Linked DNA regions of Homo sapiens: region 2 is linked to region 1. The links are chromatin contacts, found by Hi-C or POLR2A ChIA-PET in ENCODE. All regions are on one chromosome and are shown on one strand. The core of a region is the stretch at or near the end of the contact, and the rest is flanking DNA. Distances in the headings are between cores, read along the strand shown.

The links. Hi-C counts contacts between places; a loop is a spot of excess contacts on that map. ChIA-PET counts read pairs that join two places held with the same protein, here RNA polymerase II (POLR2A). Pooled maps may share reads with other maps.
Region 2: a pooled map of heart left ventricle shows a loop between it and region 1 (1.9-fold over the local background). The contact joins the promoter of LAMA4-AS1 here to the enhancer-like site in region 1. A Hi-C loop is called at or near these places in 1 of 50 pooled maps. POLR2A ChIA-PET finds 5 or more read pairs at or near these places in 2 of 52 experiments (AG04449 and activated CD8-positive, alpha-beta memory T cell).

What each region holds. Positions count from the first base shown.
Region 1 is chr6:111,749,086-111,753,180 of GRCh38, forward strand. All of the region lies in intron 3 of FYN (FYN proto-oncogene, Src family tyrosine kinase), which reads right to left. Among named protein-coding and RNA genes, the nearest start is that of FYN, 120 kb to the right of the region's middle. RefSeq lists an enhancer at 1,883-2,455. Within about 2 kb of position 2,211, at least 7 of the 41 ENCODE cell types and tissues checked have a DNase peak (open chromatin) inside an H3K27ac peak, as active enhancers do.
Region 2 is chr6:112,235,169-112,238,914 of GRCh38, forward strand. LAMA4-AS1 (LAMA4 antisense RNA 1) reads left to right here and starts at 1,428. Exons shown (of 3, transcript NR_121193.1): 1 at 1,428-1,470; 2 at 1,611-1,748. All of the region lies in intron 2 of LAMA4 (laminin subunit alpha 4), which reads right to left.

The sequences.
Region 1 (4,095 bases), core at 961-3,460:
CCTGGGCCTCAGTCACTATAATGGTTCATCCAGATCATCTCGGACACTTCTTCTAGTGCTGACATTTGGAATCTGTGGCAAATTCCTTAGGGCAGGTAAATCATGAGTGAAGGTGAACTTTAAAAAAACCTTAATATTTGCTCAATATTCATAGCCCCAAATATTGCCTGCTGATCTCTCACATGTGACATGCCTTTAAGTCTCTCTGGAGCAACAGCTAAAATTGAATGGCAATGATAATCATGTTTATGATACACAGACTGAGCTGCCCTACGGAAAAGAGGATGCTTGCTCTATGTACCCCAATGAGTGGGTTTTACTTGACAAGATTATATTAGTAATTGGTAATTACTTTTGCACCAGCCGAATACTTCTAAGATGGAAAAACTTAAATGCACCTTAATAATCCAACAAAAGCTTATTAAAACATGAACACAAAATATTCTAAAATATCCTCCCCTGAGGGAGGGAGAACAGAACCTGGTCCTCTTTTAGTTCAGGTTCTACCCTATTTCTTTTCATGTTCAAAGCATGTAATTATCTGCTAGAAGTTATTCTGCATCTCCCAGGCAAATTATATACTTTTTGCATGATTGTAGAGTTTCTCCTTTTTCTTTTCCTTAAAAGGTAAAAAACTTAAATGTAGATAACACAATTATAATAGGGTAAAACTTTCAGCACAATGCTAGATAAAAACAAATATTTTAAATAAATATATGTTCAAAATATATGTTCAAAATCTGTGTGTGGAAACAAATATGGAATTAAGAAATGACAGGGATAAATGACCTACATGATGGAAAACTCGCTTATGATGGAGACCTCTAGGAAGACTGCATGATTTCTCCTGGAAAAAAAAAAAATCCCATAATTTGCATCCCCACATCTGTAGAATTTCCCTGTTACATCCAGTTTAAGTCTGACATCTTTAACTTCTGATCCAAGAGTGACAGCATGTACAACTGCTACTAACATATATGTCCGTTTTGAAGTAGCTCCTGCCTTTATGTACTTGGCTCCAGATTCCTTCCATTCTGACTTTCTGCAACATAACCGATACAGTTTGCATGTATGTCTCCGTCCAAATCTCATGTCGAATTATAATCCCCAACTTTGGAGGTGAGGCCTGGTGGGAGGTAATTGGGTCATGGGGGTAGTTTCTCATGAATGGTTTAGCACCATCCTCCTTGGTACTGTCCTCATGACAGTGAGTTCTTGTGAGATCTGGTTGTTTAAAAGTGGGTAGCACCTTTCTCCTAGCCCTCTCTCCTGCTCCCACCATGTGAGATGCCTCGCTTCCCCTTTGCCTTCCGCCATGATTGGAAGCTTCCGGAGGCCTCCCTGGAAGCAGAAGCCGCTATGCTTCCTGTACAACCTGCAGAACCACGAGCCAATTATACCTCTTTTCTTTATAAATTACTCAGTCTCAGGTATTTCTTTACAGTAATGTGAGAATGAATTAATACAATGACCATAAATGCCTGTAATAGAGGTAACCAAGTAAATATTTGTTGAGAAAAGAAATTTTAGGGATGCAGGCTCTTCCTCTCTCCTCCTTTCCTCATTTTCTTCCCTCCTTTCCTTTCTTTGTTGGCCAGACCACCTAGATTCATGCCAGTACAATTCATGTCATTTTTTTTTTTTTTTTTTTACTAACATTGAAGGCAAGTTGGGAAATTTTGACTGAATTGCTGAAACAAAGGGCATGCGTTCCCGCCATTCCATACTTCTAAGGAACTTATTTTAAAAAGCAAGAAAGGGGCAGCAAAGTCACAGAACAATGAAAGGACACAATGGCCACCTTCACTTTTGTTGAGACTGGAGAGATGGGAGTCGTAGACATGAATGAGTGCAAGCCTCAGTGGGTCTATTGTGCAAAATAAGTTTTACTTGAAAATGGAAAAAATGACCCTGCATTTCTCTTTGCCATTATCTACAGAGTCACACTGGAAAAAAACACCAAGAGAAGCAAAGCAAAAAGAATAGTTTCTATTGGCCTTTCCTTGGCATTGTATACTTTTATTCCTTTATTCTTTTCTTGCTCAACCTCATTCCCAACTATTTTACTATTTTGGGGGCACTGGGGACAGAACTTCTGGGAAACATAACACGCATTAGTCCATTTGTTTTCTCTGTGAATTCTTTTCAGCATCTTTGTGTAGCAACAGGAAGGATGTGGGCTCCCTTTCAGATTCAAATGAGGCAAATCAGCCCTGGCTCAGGTTGACAACATCATGTTTATGTTACACTGTGGCCTCAGAACGCCAGAACTGCTGTCTCTAGGTAGAATGGCCATTTTGTCCTGGGGCTTAATGTCTATTTTTAACATCAGATCCCTAGCCCATGTCTCACAAAAACAACAAACAATTAACAACAAAAACCCCCCAAAACTGCTGACACAGTATAACTACAGCATACTATTTTATTAAGAGAATTCTGAGTTTTAGAGTTGAAAAGATCAGTGTTTTCAAGGTATTCAGAGATATTTTAAATCATATAGGACAGATGTGCAGAAGTGGCAGTGTCTCCATTCAAATTCTTTCTTTTTTTTTTTGAGACAGCATCTTGCTCGGTCATCTAGGCTGGAGTGCAGTGGCACAATCACAGCTCCCTGCAGCCTCAACCTCCTGGGCTCAAGCTATCCTTCTACCTACGCCTCCCAGTACCTGGGACTACAGTTGTGCACCACCACATGTAAATAATCTTTTTTTTTGGTAGAAACAAGGTCTCACTATGTTGCCCAGGCTGGTGTTGAACTCCTGAGCTCAAGCAACCCTCTTGCCTCGGCCTCTCAAAGTGCTGGGATTACAGGCATGAGCCACCATGCTTAGCTTCAGATATTTCTTAAGCTTTTAGAATGTGGTAGGAAAATCCTACCATGTATTTTTCTCAGATTTATATTCCTAAGCATGTAAATCAAGGAGTAATAAATTTATAATATAAACAAATATAAGACTTTATTTTATAAAACTGGATGTTTATTACTAAGGCTTCTACCAAAAGTTCAAAGCAAAACCATGGAAGAGAATGTGGAGTGGTGCTAGACAAATATGTTAATACTGAATTTGGGAACTGAGTCTATTATTAATTCTATTAGTCCAACTTCGTGATCTTGGCAAGTTATTTATCCTCTCTTAAACCTCAACTCCATCCATTCCTCCATCTATCCATCTACCCATGATCCATCCAACAAATACATCCTCTCTACTAAATGCTCAGCCCTTGGTGAATTAAAAAGATGAATAAGCTATCAGCCCACTGGAGCAGCTTTTGATAAAACAAGTGTACAAATAATTCTATGCAAGACAATTGTCAGTTGGAAGTTGTAGGGTGCTAACAGGAGCTTAGTGGAAAAAGAAGTCACTTCCAATGGAGAGATCAGTCAAGGCTCCATTGAGGAGAGACATTTTGTTGTTTGAGAAAGAAGCAAGATTTCTAAATCTAGAGCAGGGTTGAGACATTCCTGGCCACAGGAAAAGCCAGGGCAAAGATGGGCATCAGGGAGGCATGGAAGACATTTAGGGAAGAGTGACAAGTCCACCAGGTGGAATAGGGTCTGAGTGGGGAGGCAGTGGCTCCTCTGATCAGGCAAGCAGCCAAGAGAGGACTTGGACTGAATTTGGAGCTCAGAGGGGAGGCTCTGAAGAGTTCTAAGCAAGAATGACACTTGGTCTGGCAGCTCCATGCAGAATGGCTCTGCCACAAAAGCACCTGAAAGATGCTAGGAAGAAGTTTTAGCAGTCCAGTTCAGTGTTAATAATCTTGCTTTAGGAGGGTGGTGGTGAGGGTGGGATGGAGGGATAGACAGGGCTGTGAACTGGTGGAATGGAACTGGGCACTTACTTATCTCTAATATTCAAGCTTCCACATTCTAGTATTTGACAGTTTAGTGTAAGTGGGGGAAATTAACTTGAATGCCCCCAAAATAGAGGCAAAAATAGCTTTGGATAAAATTTAGTCCCATTTCTATATATATTGAAATCTCAATATCAATTAGTCTTACAGAAAAAACTGGTCTTGCAGAAGAAGTGTCAAGGCATGATATATGAAAGACAAGCTGTATTTAGGTAAACCTACTAAAGTGTTTTAGCATTT
Region 2 (3,746 bases), core at 178-2,677, 490 kb after region 1:
CAAACCCCTGAAATACCCCTTTTTCCTTGTCCTCTATTAGGTTCAGGGCATATCTCAGCAGATGCTGTTCATAGCAAAGTCCCTGGATTATATCATAAAGTTCTGTAGTTCTGCTGGGAATTGGCAGATTTTCTCGAGAAACAGGTATTATATATATTTTTTTGCTGTTAGAAGACTAGGGTGATTTCCCTGTGACATTAACAGTAGAAAAATTCTACATATAAAAATGGAGCTGCTGAAACTCAGAATTGTTATAAATCAGGTTGACAAGGTCATGGAGGGGTACAAGTGCCAGAGTGGACCACTTTGGTGCTATCAACGTTTCATTTTCTTCATTAATTTCTCACATTTCAATTGTTTTGGTACATGATAGGGAAGTTTCTTAAGGTCATGTGGAAACCTGACCGATCACTGTGTACAGGAGGAATACCAGACATGATATGGTCTAGGAATTTTAAAAATTAATTCTTAAACTTTTAAAACAAAAATGTTATTGTTCATTTTTGAAATAGATCTTTCTTTCTTCCTTTTAAGATCAAGGATGTTTTGTTTATTTTTATGTGACCACCAGAAAACTCTAGCCGGAAATTCTGAAATTTTAATGCACTTGAATGCTTACTTTCTAAGTATAGGTGCTGAGAGCATGGTTTAAGGGGTTGATAGCATATGGGGCCAAGGCAAAAAATGCTTGAAATGAAAGAAATGGGATGCATGATTTGGTTATAAATTAAATTCAAAATTGAGATAAATATAATGACCAAAGGCGAAGAGAACTTTCAACGTTTTAGCAATTGAATTACTTAGTTCCAGGACACAGATGACTACATAAGTTATAAGGCGAAGGTAAACATGGATATATTCTTGTCTGATCCAGCTCACTTAATGTCTCAACACCCCCGTGACGGCGTCCCTGCTCTGTGATGCAGTAGAGAAAGACAACTGACCTCAGAGCCAGGAAACTTGGTTGTGGTTCCAGTTCTAGAAACCCTGTGTGGGAACTTGGGGAAGTGACTCAACTTCTAGCTCTGGTTTCTTCCTCTTCAATGATGTTAGCAGCATGATGATTTCCAGGCTCTTCACATTCTAACAGTCTAGAACTCTGTGAAACTTCCTGCTGTCTCAACAAGTTTCCACGCTAGGAGACTTTGGGCTTATCATTTAACATTTCCATGCTTTCATAAATTAGATGAATAACCTCCGGACTGCCTGGTTTGTAAGATGGTTGTGAAGATTAAAGGTGGAAATATATAGGAAAACACTTTGTAAATCATGAAAGCTTAATAAGTATCAACACTATTTTCTACCTGAGTCAGTAGTCATTGGAAATTCCAATATTTGGCAGTTGTGAATAACTGCCAATTTAACAGTTGTTCAATATCAACAGCTTTTTAAAAGCTGAGGTCTTCAAGCTACAGGTAGAAGGAGATAAAAGAAGCTTTCCTAATTCATTAGAACATCAGTTCTCCCCAGGTATACTGCAGATATGTTATAAGGCAAATTAAAACAAGCTGCAGTTTGCCTTCATGACACTATGAAATGCTTAGGTTGCTGCTTTTTTAATTCGCATGGAAAACTAAAGTTTTTGATGCTTATTTTCTTGATTTTTATAGACATAATGTTCATCATGGAAGTACTTTTCCCCTTTGGAGATCACTGGAAACAGCTTCTGGACCACAAATGGGGTGAACTACTGTATCGAGAAAGGAGAGAGTAAGACTTGAGAGCTATCTTTTTAGCTCAGGGTGCAGGTAAGAAACTGTGGTTTATGTTTCAGAATAAGATGATATTCATTGCGATGGAATAATTGGTTTAGAAGAATAAAAACTGAATGAACATCTGGTCCTTCCTATGAAGATCAAATGATAGTGGTTATCTGGTCTACCCACTACCATCCTATCCTCTCTCCGAAGCTCCTTTGTTGTTGTCCTCAGTACTCCCAGGTTAATGACCGAGACAAAAGTGGAATTTCCTAATTTCCTTGAAAAGGGCCAAAAATACCGTCAGACAGGGAACAGGAAGCATAAAAATATCTCTCAGGAGAGCACCAATTGTTTAAAGATTTCTAGCTCATGTTTGGAGCTATTACAGGGGTGCTCTGAGCATCAGCTGCTCAATGCAACCAGTGACAAGTACTGGCCCAAGGCAGACGTGTGTACTGCTGGGAAACTGCCTAGGAGGCACTGATTTGAATAAGATTTTGAGTAACATTTTGGAGACTAGTCTTGATGTAGAATATCAGCTTGGGAGGCCCCAGCATAGTGGTTCTCAAATATTTTAGAGCAGAGAATCCCTTTTTTAAAAACCAGTAAAATTTCATGTGAAATTCATCTATAAAACAGATAAAAAAGAGGCTGCTGTGATTGAAGGAGGTAGGGAGCAACCTCCCGCTGCTCCGGAGGACTTGAACCCTCAGGCATTTCCATGGAGCCTCAGTCTGAGAGCCACTGATTTAGTAGGTTTTATGTTGAAAGGTCTCTGCAGAGACTTCTCTCCCATGATTTAATACATTTCTACACACATCAGCAGCAACTTTGACTTCTCCTTCATCCTTACTCTTCAAACATATGACAAACCATCTTGACAGAACCTTGGCGATGATCCCAGCATCTGTTCTCTCCTTTCCAGACCACAGCTAGCATCCAAATCCAGGCCTCCTTAGGCCCTCCTGGATGGTTACCAATGCACGACATGGGTTATCCTGATTCCAGGCTCTCTGCCACCTATTGCCCAATCTAGCCAGGAGACTGTTTCCCGATTAATGTTGACAAATCATGATTCTCACTGTGTTTCTCTTTCTTCTGCTATGAAGTCTTTGATGGATCCCTGTGGTTCAGCCCAACAAACTGAGACTACTTCCCTTTCCAGAAGAAACTCTGTGTCTTTTTATTTACTCATCCTGTCCCCTCAGCTTGTATTCTTTTCCTCAATCTCAAAGATTCAACTCAAATGCCACCTTGCCCATGAAGTCACCTGGGAATGTTCCACCAGGAGTGAATGTTCCTTCTATATCCTTGAAGAGTTTTTGTAACATAAGAAATTAGTTGTATTGCATTATTAGTGTGCTTGTTTCGTCTGTGTTTTACTCATCTTTGTAGGATACTTGGCACTTGCTGAGGTAGTGTGCACCTTTTTGCTAAAAAAGAGAGTGAAGATATTGATACTGATCAATCGAGTGTCCCTGGATACCTAAGAAATACAATGTGGCAGTACAGAGCCTGACACACTATTTTCCATATTTCAAAATATTGAATTAAAAGTTGGCCAGGCATGGTGGCTCATGCCTGTAATTCCAGCACTTTGGGAGGCCGAGACGGTTGGATCACTTGAGGTCAGGAGTTCGAGACCAGCCTGGCCAACATGGTGAAACCCTGTCTCTCCTAAAAATACAAAAATTAGTCAGGCGTACTGGGCACCTGTAGTCCCAGCTACTCCAGAGGCTGAGGCAGGAGAATAGCTTGAACCCAGGAGGCAGAGATTGCAGTGAGCCGAGATCACACCACTGCACTCCAGCCTGGGCGGCAGAGCAAGACTCTGTCTACAAATAAATAAATAAACAAATAAATAAAAGTAATAGTGACATATTTATTAAAAATGTATAATTAAAATGAAGTGCTAAATATGGCTTTTGCTTAAAGTTAAAACAGGGCAATTACACGCACTATCTTATTTTCTCAGAAGATTTCTTTTGTGGTTATAAATTACTTTGCCTTATTAAGAAATGAGTTACTACTTAATACATTTCACTT